Linked DNA regions of Homo sapiens: region 1 is linked to region 2. The links are chromatin loops, found by intact Hi-C in ENCODE. Cell type or tissue: PC-9. All regions are shown on one strand. Each heading gives the region's core, and the rest is flanking DNA. Links, peaks and the distances in the headings are about the cores only. Region 1 overlaps LINC01619 (long intergenic non-protein coding RNA 1619). Region 2 has its middle 11 kb from the start of LINC02404.

The links. A loop is a pair of places that touch in the nucleus more often than their neighbours do. Peaks named below come from ENCODE experiments on the same cell type or tissue, not always from the same donor. Only the 100,000 strongest peaks of a DNase experiment are listed, where the experiment ranks them.
Region 1: a loop joins it to region 2, with 14 times the contacts of the local background. A loop is called at or near these places in 3 of 110 quality-filtered maps.

What each region holds. Positions count from the first base shown.
Region 1 is chr12:92,075,849-92,085,211 of GRCh38, reverse strand. All of the region lies in intron 1 of LINC01619 (long intergenic non-protein coding RNA 1619), which reads left to right. Among named protein-coding and RNA genes, the nearest start is that of LINC01619, 62 kb to the left of the region's middle. RefSeq lists enhancers at 6,685-6,979, 6,328-7,527. In PC-9, for the core only: no CTCF peak of the experiment used is centred there; DNase peaks (open chromatin) are centred at 4,561, 6,641 and 6,891; H3K4me3 peaks cover 1,363 bases; H3K27ac peaks cover 4,649 bases.
Region 2 is chr12:91,881,998-91,891,360 of GRCh38, reverse strand. No RefSeq gene overlaps it. Among named protein-coding and RNA genes, the nearest start is that of LINC02404, 11 kb to the right of the region's middle. In PC-9, for the core only: no CTCF peak of the experiment used is centred there; DNase peaks (open chromatin) are centred at 430, 4,870 and 5,300; H3K4me3 peaks cover 1,038 bases; H3K27ac peaks cover 1,868 bases.

The DNA of each region.
Region 1 (9,363 bases), core at 610-8,609, 190 kb before region 2:
GGTGGCTGTGCTGGGCTGTGCAGTGTGGTAGAAAAGAAAAAGACAGCTGGTGATGAAAAAAATCTCTGTGAGCTTTCCCTGCTCATAGTCATTCTTGAAACAATGATTTAGTGAACTTTTTTTACTCATATGAACATACAAATAAGCCTTCTGCCCTCTCCACTTCCCTGCCAATCTTTCTAATTTTCCACTTTATTGGTTGATTATCATATTTCTCAGAATTCTCGGGTTAGTTTTTTTTTTCTTTCTCATGTGAGAACAGTGGTTCTTAATTTTTTTGGGAGTCACATACTTTTGAGAATCCCATGAGAGGTAGAATTTTTCTCTTAAGAAAAATTCATAGGCTGGGTGTGGTGGCTCATACCTGTAATCCCAGCATTTTGGGAGGCTGAGGTGGGAGGATTGTTTGAAGCTAGGAATTCAAGATCAGCCTGGGCAGCCAAGCAAGACCCTGTGTCTAAAAAGATTAAAAAATAAAATAAAATTAGCTGGGTGTGGTGGCACACACCTGTGGTCGCAGCTTCTTGGCTGAGGCAGGAGGATCACTTGAGTACAGGAGCTTGAGGCTGCAGTGAGCTATGGTCTTGCCACTGCACTCCAGCCTGGATGACAAAGGGAGACCCTATATCTTAAAAAAAAAAAAAAAGAAAAGAAAAGAGAAAAAGGAAAATTCACAAGGACTCAGAATATCAGGAAGCCCAGAGATTCCCCAGAAGTTCAATCCCCACTGTTCCTTGCCTGCTTATAACACCTTTCACTTGCTACTTGGCGAACTGCTTCTGTTTCTAATGTTGATTGAGCAAAGATGTCCTGTTTCTTCTGTATAATAAAGAAGCAAAATAACAGAGCAGGAAAAGTGAGTTCCTTCAGGCTCACAGTCCCTTGGTAAGAGTCTTTCTCCTGTGTTATTCTTTGAAGAGTTGTCTAATGGACTCTTCTTTCTACCAGGTAATGATGATACTGATACACTGGAGTAAAAAACGATTATTGAGTTGGTTTTCCAGAAATGAGAATACATTGTGTATAATGCTATGTACCCTTTACCATAGACCCTCTTGAACCCAAAGTATATATTTGCAAGATGGCATCCCTATCAGATGAGGTCTTTGGTGATAGAGCTGAAAAAAATTAACTGTTTCCTATAGGAATCTTATCTCTGATTAGACAACAGGTCTAGAACTAATAGAAAAAACTAAATGTCTGTGTTCCTCAAATAAAGAAACATCTTAAAAATATCATAGGTATTCAAGATCGCATGTCTACTGACTCCAATTTGAAAAATGCTGATTTATAAAGCTAAAGTATTATTCTAAGAAACTGCTTTTTTGTTCCAATTGTAAGTGGTAAGAGTTCTTGTGTTTTGCACAATAATGGCTCCCCAAAGACATCTATATTCTAATCTATAAACATGTTGCCTTACATGGCAAATGGAACTTTGCAGAAGTGACTATGTTTAAGGATCTTGAAACAGGGAGATTATTCAGGTGGCCCCAATCTAATAATCTGAATTCTTATACTTGGAGAATCTTTCCAGTCTTTAGTCAGAGAAAGAGATGTGACGATGGTAGCAGACTCAGACACGTGCTTCATCACTGGCTTTGAAGAAGGAAGAAGAAGGCTGCAGGCCAAGGAATGCGGCTACCCTCTAGAAGCTGCAAAGGCAAGAATGGTTTCTCCTCTAGAGCCTCCAGAAAAAGCCCAGGCTAGCTGACACCTTGATTTTAGTCCAATGAAAACTGTGTCAGGTGTCTGACTTCCAGAACTGTAAGATAACAAATTTTGTTGTTTTAACCCACTAAGTTTGTGGTACTTTGTTATAGCAGTAATAGAAAACTAATACAGTTTTGTTGTTAAACTATACAAGATTTAAAAAATATATTGTTAACATGCAAAAATAAAAATAAAAAAATTTACAAAATTCATGACCTCTGAAACGATGTCTCTGGATATTCCAACAGTCCTTGGTTCTGAGAGTGAGAGACACCACTGTATTTAAATATTTAAGGAGATGCCAAGCACGGTGGCTTACGCCTGTAATCCCAGCACTTTGGGAGGCCGAGGCAGGGGAATTGCTTGAGTCCAGGAGTTGGAGACAAACCTGGGCAACATAGAGAGACCTCGCCTATAAAAAATAAAAAATTAGCTGGGTGTGGTGGTACGTGCCTGTAGTCCCTCTACTCGGGAGGCTGAGGTGGGAGGATCGCTTGAACCCAGGAGGCTGAGGCTGCAGTGAGCTATGATCACACCACTGCACTCAGCCTGGAAGACAGAGTGACAAAATTAAATTAATTAAAAATAAATAAATACTTAAGAAGCAATTGATAAAAGGATTCATAGATCTTTCTTTTTACCTATGCTTTTGTTGAGCAGATTTGTAAGTTGTTTAATTCATTGTCTCAAATTTGGTGGGCTTATTTTGTGAAATAGTTATCTTTCCTCATATGCCAAGTCACTTTCCCTTTCAGTTATTTAAACTAATCATCTCTCAGAGCTCAGATTTCCAATAGTAGCCTATAAATGATGCATCATAGCCTTTAGTAATGCATTTTATAATCATCAGAAGCTGTGCATTATTTTTTTGCATAATTCAAAGTTTTTCTGTTTAGCATTAAAATAGCAGATTGGTTTATTTGCAGTGAGATTCTTTCAACTAATAAAAACATAGCTAGTTCTTCTTAGTAATACTTTGAAATCTAACTGTGTTATCTCTTGGAATATTTTATTTGTACCCTGTGGAAAAATATGCATCTCATTCAGACAATCATGTTGTCTTCTCTCTGTCTAAAATTATTGATACATTGATTTTAAAAACACTCATACACACACAGAAATAGGGAGAGAGAGAGAGAGAATATATATAATAGGTCAAGAAAGAATTTGAGAGGTTACCTCTTTCTTCAGGCAGGACTATATCTGAATGATTCTGAACAGATAAATATCTATCCTAGGAATGGAAATGAAATTTTTTCCCCTAAGGGAGCTCTAAATATATTTCAGTCTGCTCATTTGCAAGAGTCATTTACATTGATTTCCATGAACCATTCCTAGGTCTATTCTTCATACAACCCTTGACTTATCAAAACCTCTCTTCCTCTCTTTCTCGCTCTCTTTCTCCTATTTATTATTCATTCAATTCATATTGAGTGCCTACTCTGGGAATGGTCTTGTGCAAGGCATTATGAGAATCTCTGAGAAGTGAAACATATAGTTCTACCCCAAATAACTTACACTCTACTGGGGAAGCCAGAGTTTGGGCCTAAGGAAAAGTTAAATGACTCCACAAGAGATGCTTATAAGATATCAGACAGTGAAGTGCAAATGAAGGATAATAACAGATAAATATGAGTAATGATGATGGCAGAATAAGCGTCTGTTGAGTACCTGCTGTATGCTAGGCCCCTGTGTGTGTTGTCTCTTTTTAATCCTCAACAAACTGTTGAAATAAAGATTTTTATACCCATTTATATAATTACAAAATATTGGATATGAGTATTCAAACTGACTCAGCTTTATCTGAATCTAAAACTCATGTTCATTTCACTGGGCCACACTTTCTTTGAACTTCACAGAAAGCAATGCTCCCTGTGGACTGAAATGTTTCTGGAGGAAGTAGCAATTGTTAGATTCCTATATCAAGCATCTACGCTGTGTCAGGCACTTGCTAGATCTGTACTCCCATTGTTAAAAATGAGGAAACTGAGGCACAGAAAGGCCAAGTAACTTGCCCACAGGCACGTATTAAGAAAGTGTTACAGCCACTATATAAATCCCAGATAGTCTGATTCCCAACGTAATTCTGCCTCCTGCTTTGTGCTGGATATCAGAGACATAATTTTGAGTGGCACAAGAAGGTTTTCTTAGTCTTTATAGAGTAATATGGAAAGAAATGTATATGATGAAGTGTGATAACTATTTTGATAGAGGAAGTAGAATGCTGTGGGGATACAGAAAAGTGTTCATAATCTAGACAAGAAGAAAACAGAGAATGCTTCCAAAGGAGAAGTTTTTAAGTCAAAACCTGAGGGATGAGTAGAAGAGAGCCAGGGAAGGAAGAAAGGAAGATGGGCAGTTAGTCACAGCCTATACCCTAACTCAGTGATTCGTTCACAAAGCAGCCAACTGCTTCTATTAACGTCTTCCCTCAATATCCACTGGGTTCACTCCTTAATTTCATTTAGGTCTTTATGCAGATGTGACCTTCTTACTGAGATCTCACCACCCTATTTAAATTACACCACACCCCCACGCTACCAATTTCTCTCCATGTCATTCATTTAACTGCCTGTTTTATTTATTTGTTGTGTTTTAAAATTGTCTCTTCCCTCCCATATGAATATGTGCTCCCTGAGAACAATTTTCTTTCTGTTATTTTCATTGCTATATCTTAAGCACCTAAGACAGTGCTTGCAACATAATAGGCTCTCCATAAATACGTTTGGGCTCTCCATAAATACTTGCTGAGTGAATGTTGAGTGGATGAACTAAGAGTTCCATAAATTCCTGACTTCATGATTGCTGTCGCATGTGACTCAGACATACTTTCACTCAGGTTTCTCAGTAAACACTTCCCGATGTCCTTAGAATGTCATGCTCCATTCTAAATACTCTAGGAGGCCCCAGGCTATGTGGTGGGCAGGTTCCTTTCACCAGGGTGCTTTTTATCTCCCTAAACTCAATAAACCACAAAGAGAATTTTCTCCAACTTTGTGTAGTACAGTGGCTTTTAGTTTCTGTTTCTATCCATCACCTGCACAGTGACAAAGACTCTCTTCTGTGCCAACTTTAGTCAGGGTCCTTTGAAACTTCTTCTCGTCTAGGCTTCTAATTTGGCCTGTTGAGCCCCATTTTTGCAAATAATCCTGCTAAGTCCTTCAAGAATCTCTCATCCTTACCAATTGTTGATCCACTGACCTCCTCACTCTCCTCATTGGGTATAAATCTCCAGCTGTCTTTGCAATAATTAGGAGTTGAGTTCAATCCCTCTCCTCTTTTGCAATAGTCTTGAATAACATCTTGGCTGTTTGTAACAAGTGTGTGGTGCAAACATTTTTTATTTGGCAATGTTCTCTTTTCAATTTTATTTCCATAAAGAAGTTTGTTTCTGCTGGGCACGGTGACTCACGCCTGTAATCCCAGCACTTTGGGAGGCTGAGGGGGGCAGATCACGAGGTCAGGAGTTCGAGACCAGCTTGGCCAACATGGTGAAACCCTGTCCCTATTAAAAATACAAAAATTAGCCAGATGTGGTGGTTCACGCCTGTAGTCCCAGCTACTCGGGAGGCCGAGGCAGGAGAATTGCTTGAACCTGAGAGGCAGATGTTGCAGTGAGACAAGATCGCGCCACTGCACTCCAGCCTGGGCGACAGAGCAAGCCTCCATCTCAAAATAAATAAATAAATAAATAAATAAATAAAGTTTATTTCTAGATCTCTTTGCCCAATTAATCCTCTGAATCTCATCCCTGTGGTACCTTCCTGTGTTATGGTGTTTGTCACACTAAAATTTAATAATATGCTTTCTGATTTTTGCTTAATTAATAAGACCTTTGGCTTTTGGTTGACTATGTTTAAATATGAGTACACTATAAAAATATTTAATATATCAGAGCCACTATATGTAGCCTGTTTTGTCTATGTCAATAAACTTCTATTATTTTCTCAGATAGTTTGCTTTATAAACATAGGCTGACAGTTGGTACTTTGCTCCTTTTTTTAATATTCAGATGAAGGTACTGAAGCAGAGATTCCAAAGCCTGTTTTCTGATCGCAACAGAATCTAAAGACCTTAGAGGAGGCAAGAGTAACTCATTTGATCAGAGAGGAAGAGGAGAGAGGAGACAGAGAGAGAGAGAGAGAGAGAGAATGAGAGACAGACAGACTGAGTAGAATGAGAATATTAGGTGCCTGACTAGGAAACTGCAGAACAAGGTGATTACTCCTTCATCCTCCCCCTCCCCTCATGGAGTTGCCAAAGAGACTTGAAGTTATATTGTCCTGGTGATGGAACACTGTGGTTATGGTTACTGTGTAACTTTTGAAAATAATTTTTGGAATCATTGGTTTGCCAAGTAAAGTCCATTCATGTGCTATTATGTCATTATACCAGGAGAAGAATGGCATATTAGAAATAAAAACTGGAAAGAAAACTTGAAGTTAATGTCTAGTTTCTGCCCACGTGATGTGACTGGACCTTCTGTATAATGATGGCCATGCTTACAGCAGTCTGAGCAGACCAAGGTCAGAATAGCAACCTGCTCCCTGCTATCACTTCTATTACAGTCACCTCATTTCAGCCCTTGGACACAAAGCAAACTTTATTTGGAATTTTCCTGGCTGGTGAGACATCCACTCAAGGATTTTTTTTAGGTCATCTATTTCTTGTTTCTCCAATATGGATTCAGGAAAAAAATGGATCTAATTATGAACCTTTTGATCAATCAATTAGATGTTTCCTTGGTCTTTGAGCAGAAACTTAACATGGAATTCCTGAAGGTCAAATACATAACTCTGAATAAAATATTGAAGCGGGTTTCAAGTTTCATAACTACTGAATTTTGAGATAAGTGTTTCCATATGTTTCTACTGATGAATCAACCTATAGTCACTTCATAGTTTCACTCAAAAACATTTTTTTCCTTTCCCAGTTTTGTTTTTCTATTACATTTGTGTTTCTCTTCATCCCACATGAAATCTTCTATTCCCAAGAGAGCTCCTGAATGAGAAAGAAGAGAGGACAAAACAATGAAGTGTGAGCACGGAGTCAGTTGGGCAAAGTCCCAAGATATCTTCACAAGAAGGAATAACAAGGGTGGAGTGCACAGTAGGAGCAAAAAGTTGCTGAGTCACATAGAGACTAATGTTCCCACACTAGGATAGGAAGATCTTGGTACACAGACAACAGTTTGTCTGCAAGTCTTTTCCAGGGTTACTGGGCTGCCTAAACCAAACCACCCCTTCAGGCTTACAATAGTATGATGTTCAGCGACTCATCTCTTAAGACTCTTCCTTTTGACTCTTGTCATGCCTTCCCCATAAAGATCATTTCATGAATGGTTTGTCTGTGGTTCAGAGAGAGACATGTAAAAAGCTTAAATAGTATAAGGTAGGGTCTAGGATTAGTGAATTAATTCAACACATATTTATTGAACATATATTATGCATCAGTCATGTTTTTCTCTAGGAATTAGAAATAGAGTTATGGGTCACTGCTCCATTGAGCTTCCGTTCTAGCGATAACTGGGGAGTGGTGAAGAAGTCAGACATTCAGCAGATAAGTCAATGAACAAACATGATTATTTCTGAAGGTAACGTTTACCAAGGAAATAGGCCTGGGGGTTACCACTGAAAGTGATGAAGGGAAGGTGGAAGTGAAGTGTTCCAGGCAGAGGGAGCATCATATGCAAAAATAGCATGTGCAGATGAGAGTGGCTTCCATCCTTTTTTTGTCAGCTTCAAAGGCTTCTAGGAGCCATGGCAGAAGCTGTGATATGCCCAGAGGGCCCTGCAGTCTGTTGATGTTTCAAATCTAGGGAAACACAAGGGCCCTAGGCAGCATAGCCCTGACCTAAGAAAAAGAGGGTGATTAAACACCTCATGTCTTCTTTTGTCATTTTTGCTATTTTACCTCCCCTCTCAGTCTCTACCCACTTCTAGAACAATCTCATCTTTAGGGGTAGCTGCAAACAAGTCCCCATGGAAATGCTGAATAAAAGTATTTGAGGAACTTCTGTAAATAACTTTGAGAAATGATACCATAATTTCACTGGGCTTTGAAAAAAGTGCTACACTGTGGAATAATGAGTTTTATTGTAGTACATTAAGTCACTGATTCTCAACTGGGAGTGATTTTGCTCCTCTGTCTCCTTCCCCCAAGAAGACATTGGTAATGTCTGAAGACACCTATGATTGTCACAACTTGGGATATGAGACATCTAGTGAGTAGAGACCAGAGAGACACCATTAACCATGTGATAGCACACAGAACAGTCTCCCTACAACAAATAATTATCTAGGCCTGCATAAAATGTTGAATCAAAGCTCTTGTAGTTCTTCTTACCAGCATAGATTTAATCTTTCACATCAGTGTCCGGTGTTGTCAGAGTACAGAATGGGTTCCGTTTCTGGAGATTGTTAGTCTTCTGGATCCATTATTGGGGCTCAAATCCTGGCTCCTGACTTATCAGAGGTGTGACTAAATGTCTGTGTGTGAGGCCTTGAGCAAGTTGGTTAGCATTCTGTGTCTCCATTTCCTTATCTGTAAAATGAAGATAATAATAGTCCCTACCTCCCAAAGTTATTTTGAGGAAACTGTGAAGTGATGTATTTGATTATTAACAGGGTCTAGCATACCACGATCACTCAATAAACATTAAACATTATTATTATTTCCTGCTGCCAAGTCTTGCTTACTGAAATCAAGACTGGTAACTATCAGAAGATTTGGGTGGAGATCATCAACATTAGCATACCCTGTCCCACAAATTCATTTTGGATCCTTCATCAGCTAGTGGCAGCAAGTATTTATGGACTGCCCAAATGTATTTACGAAGAGCCTGTTATGTTGCAAATACTGTCTTAGATGCTTAAGATATAGCAGTGAAAATAACAGAAAAAAATTGTTCTAAGGGAGCATCTATTTGTATGAAAGAAAATAGACAAAAAATAAACAACAGTCAAAATATGTAGTTAGGTGAATGTTGGGGAGAGAAATTGGTAGTGTTGGAGGTGTAGTGTAATTTAAATAGGGTGGTGAGGAAAGACCTCAGTAAAAAGGTGACATCTGAGTAAAGACCCAAGTGAAATTAAGGAGTGAACCAAGTGGATATCTGGGGGAAGAAGTTAATAGAAGCAGTTGGCTGATTTGTGAACCAATCAGAGTTAGGTTATGGGCTGTGATTTTGTTGACTAATTGCACATGCCCCTTTCTTCCTTCCCTGGCTCTCTTCTGCTCATTTGGAAGAATTCTCTGTTTTTTTTTTTTTTCTTGTCTAGATTAGAAATTCTTTTCTCTATTCCCACAGCATTCTACTTCCTCTATCAAAATAGTTATCACACTTCATCATATAACTTGTTGAATTTTCTTTCCATGTTATTCTAGAAGGACTAAAAAGACCTTCTTGTGCCCCCAGAAATTATATCTTTGATATCCAGCACAGTTCCAGTAACCTGCCAGGCATCCTGCTGAATAGGGAGAAGGATGAAAAATATGGAGTGGACAGACCTGGTGGAAGTTTCCCCTTGAGTGCAGCAACGTGATGACCCCAGAGAAAAGCAGTAGACACATTTATCTTTGACTTGAAAATAGAGCTGATGTTTTAAAGCCTCAGTAAAGTATCTTAGCTATTTGAAATTTGCATGTGTCGTT
Region 2 (9,363 bases), core at 345-8,344:
AGGATGACATTTGCTATTAAAATTTAATTGATAGTATCATAATTCTGTAATCCTTCCAGAGTTACTCAATATGAATAGCAACGGCGGTGGAGAGGAGCCACACTTTCCTCACCTTTAATTGTAAAGTAATTCAGAAAAAGAAAGAAATTCTACTAGTCATTACGGTAAGTAAAGAGAGATTGCTTTTATATTAATGCACAGAAATATTTGTGTGTGTTCGTGGACTTTACAGTTATCCAAACCAATCTTGTTTTAAAAGCCAAATTTTAACTTATATGATTTTCTTTTCTGAGGTAGTTCCAACTTTAAGATTTTCCTCTTGTTTTTATAATAAAAGGATTTTTCAGAAAAACATAATAAGCTTTTTCTTTCATTTATTATGACTCACCCAGTATTTTGTTTTGTAATCTCCTGTCCTTTGGCCAAAGCCTCCAGGGCAATGCTTACCTTGGTAAGCACCATTGTTCTCACTCATGGGGACAACAATAATTTCAGACACTTAAATATGCAAATGTGTCTGTGATGTCATCCCCAAATGACAAAAAAATTATTCCAAAAGATAGGAAAATATGCGCCCTTTTCTTATTTTGCACATCTGAGAATGCCCAACTGAATTTCAGTTTCTTTCAGAAAATTCAGAGTATTTTTAATAAGAATAAATTTTTTTTCTTATGGTCATCTACTAATATTTTTTTAAATCTATATGTCCCAGTCTTAGCTAGTATGTTTTATTTGTATTTTCCAATGTCTAGGCTGAAACCTAAACACTCTTTTGATTGACAGATAAGTGTAATAGTTTTCAAAACAATCCATTTTGTTCTATTTACTTTAGTGCGTTTGAAACAATTGATATATGGCTTATGTTTGCAAGCATTTAATAATGAAAGTGCTATTTTATCCTAAACAATGAATCAGGGGATGCCTTGGCAATCTAATTTTTGCCTTTTGGGGCTTTATATTTTACACTTGAACACTCCAGCCAAGTCTAAAGTCTAGATACTTTATGAGTTTATATAAAAATACATTTAAAAAATTAGCCATTCTCTAACATGTAACATAAATATTTGTAGCCAAAAGCTATTCACATGTTATAAAGTTTTCTGGAATGTAACACCATGGATAAATATTCCAATATGGGTTAATAGCACATAAAGTCATCTTCATGTTACATGACTCATGAAGACATGTTTTAATCTTTAAGATATGTGTCAGTTGATCTAAGTTAGAACATGTATTTAAGACTTTGAGAGCACAAAACTAAACATTATGCTTCCCTTCAACTTGACAGAAAATCCAGAAGAGCTAAAAAAAATGTACCATGGGAGTACAGCTAAGCTGTATTCAGAAAAAAATAGTTGCTTTGATTATGTTCAGACATTCCTACAATTATTTTTTTGGAAGCAAATTGGATCTTTTAAGCAATCTACAGCTGCTATTTCTGAAATTGTTACTATTATGGCAAACCGGGAGTTTCATAGGTGCCAGACTCTGTCATAGTGTAGTATCTCATTTAATGCTCAAACACCCTTTCATGATGTGAGTAGGATTCTTAGTTTACACATGAGAAAGTGGAACTCAGAGAGGCTTGGTCAAATCAGCAGATAAATTATCATTAGTTTTAACAACAACGTGTTTAGATTTTTATTTTTTTTAGTGGATGAAAGAAACATGCAACTTGTGAAGTGAAACAGCAGTACTAGCCTACCAACGTGTTTGGACACAGTGCCTCCAACATCCCTGCCATGGACATCTTCCCTCCACTATATCTTTCCGTTAAGATTTTATTCGTTCTCCAAGGCTCAGTCCAAATGCCACATCCTCCCCGATTTTCCAGTATGAGTGTCCCACTCCTCTTATGTTCCCTTGGTGTGCTGTTAATATTCCTATTAGAACTCTGGCAGCAATGCATTCATTAAAAGAACACTTAGGGAGTACCACTTTGTACTTGGTGCAAGAGTTACCTGTGATAAGGTCTATCTCTCCCTGAGAATAGGGTCCTTGTCTTACTCACTTTTATGGGTTTTTTTTTTTTTTTTTTAATAGCATCTAGCAGAGAAACTTGCTCATAGGTATGCAATAGAGATTTGAGTAGCGTTCCATTCTGGCCACTCACTGAGTCACATCCAACAACCTCCCTGACATTTTTTTAAAATAAAATAGGAAGCAAACACATGACACACTTAGGGTACTCTCTCATTTATTGAAGAGTTCATAATCAGAAACTCCCACAATTGGAGAGTTAGGTGTGTACTTCAGTTGCTGTCACAAACTGCTTTAGAATGCCGTCAACATTTACTGTGAAAGTTTTTCCTTCTCCAAGATTTTTCTTTCAATTCTTTTAGGAGAAAAAAACCATTTATTAAATATTACTAAGTCCTTGCACCTTGCAGTTTCTATTTGCTCCTAGCGAGGGAAAGCTTTTTAGAGCTCTTGTGGGATACAATGGCTAGAGGGGAGAAGAATGGAGCTGGAGCATCTAGGAGCAATAAGCCCTAGGACGAATCAAAAATATATAAAAACAATGGAATCTTGAGGTTTTCCTGGATGCTACTAACTCATTGACATATTTGGCTATAACCCAGCATAATTCTACATATTCTGTACATTAAAATAAAAGTGATTTATTTAGGAATATCAAGAATATCTCTCTCTATGTAAGGTCCAATCAAAAAGCATAGTAACGATCTTATGCAAGTCATCTCTAAAGATCAAACACTAACCATGGTCCATAGCAAGGCATGTTGCAATTTACAATTAGAGTTATATTCACATGTCTATTTTTAAGATAATCATTTATTAAAGTAAAATTTTAAAAAAGCTTGTTACAAAGGGAGCACATAATTCTGACATTTATGTTTTCTGAGGCTGATTTCTTGTTGAGAATTGCAAAGTGTGAAATTTTTATATTGTCTGATATGTAAACTAATGTGGAATTACTCATGACTTGTAATTAACATAGAACATCTCATTAAAAAAACAGATAACTAAGCTTAGTGATAGATATTGAAACTGTATTCCTAGCCATAAAATTATGTAATACTTGATTTGGATTTGTGTCCCTGTTCAAATCGCATGTCGAATTGTAAACCCCAGTGTTGGTGGAATAGCCTGGTGGGAGATGAATGTATCATAGGGGTGGACTTCCTCCTTGCTGCTCTTGTGATAGTAAGTTCTTATGAAATCTGGTTGTTTACAATTGTGTAGCACCTCCTTCTTCATTATCTCTCTCTTGTCACCATGTAAAGATGTGCCTGCTTCCCCTTTGCCTTCTGCCATGTTTGGAAATTTCCTGAAGCCTCCCTGGTCATGCTTCCTGTAAAACCTGTGGAACCATGAGTCCTTTAAACTTCTTATCTTTATAAGCTACCTAGTCTCTGGTAGTTATTTATAGCAATTTGAGAGTGGACTAATACACTTGGTTAAGAACATTCTTTTGTGTTGGTATTAATTTCTAAGCATTAAGCATAGGCTGTAAATAATGCAATCTCTTACATTTGAATAGAGCTTATAAATGCTTCAAAATTTTTTTTAGATTTACTCAAGGATAAATTAATATTAAAGTGCTAGTTGTGTAAAGAACCTTATATGTTATCTCATTTCATGGTAAAAATTAGGAAGCAAAAAGATACATTTTGAACTTGTTACAAGTTTGCTCAGCTAATACAGGGCAGAGATTCAAATTTAGGTTTTTCTGATACTTAGAACTCTTCAATGTCTTTGTAATATCCCCTTGAAAACTGATAACAAGGAATTCTAGTGATTTGCCCAAGGTCATAATTCATGGCAGATTAGAACCCAGAATTCCCATCTTTTAGTTATTTCCATATTCTCTATTACTCTATGCTTTATGCGTAGATATTAGAAAGTCAAGATTAATTTTTAGTATTTAAAGATTTTCCTTTTCTTATAAAGGTTAAATGTGATTTGGATAGGAAAATCTGCTTCCAAGGACTGCTTACCTAACTAGAAATTCTGTATAAAGCCTGAAGCAAATAATCGGGGTAATTAACCTGAATGATGTAAACACTCTTTTTCATAGAGTCATGCTATATACAGTAAAAGTTATCTTAAGCATCATTTTACTAATCAGGAAGTATTCCTCTGAAAAATCTCTTCCATCTGAAATCTCTTAAGATTGCATATAATGCAGTATTTGGGCTCCAGTGGTACACATATAAGAGCTCTCACTTAGAGTTAAATTGTTTCCACTTAAATTGACAACACTTTAGGAAACAGGGACCATGTATTTTTCAAAATTGCTTTCTTGAATCTCAGATACTACGCAAGTAAGATAGTATACATATTTGTAGACATTTGTTGGAAAAAACTTGAGAACCCAGCATGCAGCCCATTCTCTGGAATAACAAATGTAATAGATTCAAGGACAACAGTCCCACACAAGCAAATATTAATAATTAGCTATTTTGTGACCAGAGGAAAGCGACAAGTTTCCTTTCGCAAAATCTAGCCCCTTCTTTACGTATACTTAGCTCCAGGAGTATAGCCCTGTGCATTTGCTCCTAAGTAAAATGAGGAAATAATCTATTGAGTCCATTGAGGTAATGGGACTTAAAATTAAGTTGTAAATACCTTTGGAAAATGTTGAGTTCCAACTCTCACACAAGATTGAATACAAACCTTTTTATTGTAAAGACCACATATTGCCCTTCCTCCAGTTCAATGAAATCAGAGATAGGAACTATGGATGTTTACTTGATGAGGCACTGACCCAGATGACGTCTAGTAGATTACTGCTTCAATGGCCTAAATGACATTTTAGAGCTTAAATGAATCAGTGTGCTTCTGAAAATACCTTGCACCCAAGGACTGGTTGGGTCCGGCCAAGTAAATATTAGCAAAATCAGTTGATTACAAAAAAAAAAAATCCAAATTCTCAATAATCTCATCAGGAATGCAGACCAAGAAATCTGAGATGGATTGGCTCACCAGGTCAATATTCGTCATTCAGAAGTCAGTGTGTTGGTATCGGCTACGGACACTGAGGAAATTACTTATCTTATTTTTTAAAGATATGTAGTATCTTTCTTAAGATATACAATAAACAGCAGCCTTTTTATGGCATGGATCCCTCCTAGGTGCCATCTGTAGAGTTTAAGCTAGGAAAGGTCACCCATTTGTATCTCTTGCTTGTTTATAGAACCTGGGCTGCCAGTTATTTAAAGGTCTCACTTTCAAAATGGACTTTGATTGACATATTTTCCTGTTTGCTTATTATCTGAGAAGGTAGCTCACAACAAAAATGTAAAGCCTTACATTCAAACTTGATGACTCAATGTTCCAAATGTTAGGAATGTGATTTGAAACAAATGGGATATACAATTAAGTTAAAGGGAATTTGACTTTTTATCAAGGTGAGATTGTCAGATGAGATATGTACAAAAATGTAAATATTCTCCTGAAGAGTGAAATGTTTTAATACAGGCATGACCAGTTTGACCAAAGCTCTCATTCTGTCTGTCATTATGTGAATTTCAAAACATTTTTTTTTCCATGAAACAATAGACTGGTACTTGAGGTCTGTTCTGTATCAAGGTAAATTTCATTTTGATTCCAATAAAAATAGTTATGTGAAAATCTCAGAATTTAAAAAGACCCTATCAGACAATTAAAACTAGTTTCCTGCAAATATATTGCTAAACTCTATGAAACTGTTTTTTGGGAATGGGTAGAATGTATTTGGCACTTCTAGGGATTAGTGTATTTCTAAATAATTTCTCAACTATTGGCTAAAGTTTAAATATTACAGCCTTTTTTTTCAGAAATTGAAACATTAAAACATACATTCAAGTAGAAGACACTAAATAGAATATTCTCAAACTAGGTTTTGAATATATCCTAGAAGGAGGATTTAAATGTCTCTATTGTTTTTTCTTTTGAACAGATTTGTGTGTTTGTTATACTTTTCCAAAAAAAAGTATAATTGCTCATTCCTAAAACTTAGAAAAGAATGGCTTTTTTCAAACTTTTTTATAAAAAGCATTAGTTAAAATTACAAATAGTCTCCTGTCAGCCAATCTAACACTTAGCAGCAGGCTCGGCATGGCTCTGATTAAATTCTTTTTCATTTGCTTTTTGCACATATGTGTGTATGTGAATATCAATGATTTCAGTTTTTTGAAAACATGTTTTCCCTTCATAATGCTTTATTTAAATGGGAAAACAACAACAATAAGCTCCCAATGACTTTAGTGAGACTAGCATTGAGTAGTGAGAGGTTTGACACAAAGGAAATAAAAGCTGTGAAAGAAAAGCGAGCAATGAATGGACCTAGGTACGTGGTAGATGGTGGTGTGCTTGTCATTAGCAAAGAAGCACGTGTGAGTTGTCACGTATTTCATGTCAAACTGGTCAAAGGCATTATTTTAAAATGACATGTGGTTCATTGGGAATCAGTTTACTTCCATTCTTATGTTCAAATTAGGTTAATTTTTTCTTTAGTTTTCTCAAAGGGTGAAAACATCCCATCTCTTTTACAGACCTCCAGGGAAAGGCATGGAGGTTTGAGGCATGAAGACTCTAAACAGCCAAATTATGTCTTGGGCACAGATTCTATTATTCGGTGGGAACCCATCAGTCTAGTTTTCTGTGAAAAGTAAGTCCCTTCCTTTGTATTGCCTGGTCAGTCGTTCAGTTCTGATTGTAAGACATGTTCAATTAGGAGGTTTCCTTCTTAGACACAGTGAACAATGATCACTTACGAATGCAGAGGTTCATCGTTGAGGGCAGTCATTTATTTACATCATGGATGGAAGTTTTTCTTTAAAGCACAGTTTTCAGGTTTACTATTCCCAGGAAACATATCAAAGCATGTATTTGAAAGGCTCAATGTCAGAATCCCTGCTTTGTTTACCAGAACTGTTTTTCACCTTCTGTAAAATCACAGATGGGTGTTAACATTTCAGTGAATAAGATGTTCCATTGTGTGAAACAGCGGCTCCTAGCTTTCATACATTTCCAGGATCAAGCCATTTCACTTTTTAATCATAATGACCATAATAATAATTGCTCTAATAGTTATTGCATAGATACCACCATTAAGCAAGTTAAGTTCTCAATATCTCAGTTTACCCATCTGTACAATAACAATGATAACGTCCTCCTAAAATGTCATGAGGATTAAGTGATAGAATGTATATCATTACTGGACTATAGTAGGTGTTTAATAAATGATAGCTATTCTCATTCGTTTTATGTGTTTACATCATATAAAACTTCTGTCACTTTATTTGAGAGAGCTATAGATGCGATCAAGTGACACTCCTTCCCCAGGGAGTCAAGCCTGAAAAGAAATAAACACTGCGGCTCACTGAATGACTTGCCATTAGGATGGTAATAAATACAGCCCTGCTGTCCATGGTGAAATAGTACTAATGATTACCACACTCTTATTTTCCTCTGTCAGACCATGTACGATTACAGCCCTGGGTCAGTTTGACTTAAACTCAGCTTCTGGTCATCAGGACCTAGTGCTAAATACCTTTTAAATATTAGAATTCTCCAAAAGAAGGGAATTTTTAATCTGGTAGCATTCTAATAAGCTCTTTTCCTATAAATATGTGAAATTGTTATTGACTATTATGCATTTTAATTAATTTTGTTTTCTTTTTGTACTTGTGCCTGGGGATAACACTGAGAAAGGCATTATTTTAAAGATTGAATGAATAAGTAACCCAAACACAAATGATTTATCTTTCCCTGGATTATGACATTTAGAAAAAAATAAAATAGCTATGTTTTTATATTATGTGATAGATTATTTTTTTGCTTTTTTCTCATTACGTTTAACACATTATAACATAATTTGTTGTATATAATATACACATATATAACACATTATGTTAGTCAAATTCCACATCCTATGAATTTTTTTAATGAAACCAATTATTTATTTCTCTAGTTTTTTTAGAGTTCTGTTTCAGTGACTTATATGTGAAATACAGAAATTCCCAAATGAATCGGCAAAAGTACAAAATATGTTATCTTAAATAAAAGCTTATATTCTAATGTTCATTGCCAGTATGTGACATTCTTAGAAGTCATCAGCTGGTGGGATACTATAGCTGATGTTCACAATATACAAGGTTCAATCTGTTCACACTCTCCAGGGTTCAATAGTTCATCGGAGATAAGCATCTATAGTAAGATGTTCTTTTGAAACTTGTCAGGAAAATCTTAAAAGCATTGTCGCATTAATTTTCTCATTATTTTTCATTGTATCACTGGTGGCAGATAAGGATGAAAAGGGCTCAAAACGGTATGTCTAGAAAGAAAAAAACCGGCCCATTTACTAATCTAAGCATGGAATAGAAATTCTCCAAGTTGATTTTGTTTTGCCTCATTATCCATATAAACCAGGGATTTGAGGTAAGACCTGACTCCAGAACTCACATTGATCTTCACAACTTCCTGCTATCCCTTCTGGAAGAACCCAGGCAAAAAGCAAACCCAGAAGTAAAATTTTCACCTCTCAAATATTCTAAATCCTTTTTCTTATCCTTCATGTTTTCTCGCTTATCAACCCCACAATCTGCCTTTGTAATCTACACATTCTGAGGCTTTAAATCTTCCCAGCTGGGTCTCATATCCCACTCAGGTTGACATTTGCTTATATATTGTTGTCTTGACCATCATATCCCTTCAGAGAAGAAGAAACCACTGACGTTGAAGGTAGGAGAAATGTCTTGTGTCTTAAGCTTTACTGTGTGAACTTTTTTTTTTTTTTTCCAAGATGGAGTCTCGCTCTTTCTTCCAGGCTGGAGTGTAGTGACATGATCTCTGCTCACTGCAGCCTCCACCTCCCAGGTTCAAGCAATTCTCCTGCCTCAGCCTCAAAAGTAGCTGGGATTACAGGCACTCACCACCATGCCCTGCTAATTTTTGAATTTTTTGTAGAGACGGGGTTTCACCATGTTGGCCAGGCTGGTCTCCAAGACCTCAAGTGTTCTGCCTGTCTTTGCCTCCCGGAGTGCTGGGATTACAGGCGTGAGGCACCACACAGGGTCTACAGTGTGAACTTTACATTCACTTGACATCATTGCCCTTTGCAAAAATGGAATGAGGGTGGGCTTGGGCTATCCAATGTTAGATGCTTTTAAAGTTCTAACCTTGAATGTGGTAGAAATTAGTGTTCATGGACTCTTGCAGCCAGAATGCCTGGATTTGAAGCCTGTTTCTAGCACCTGTCACTGTGATTCCATCCAGTTACTTGTTTCTAAGAGCCTCAATTTCCTCATCTGTGGTATGGGCATAATAATTTTTCTTTCAGAGTGTTGTTATTAAAATTAAGTTAGAAACACACATATGCATTAGTAAAAGAGTATACATCTGATACTCTTTTTGTAA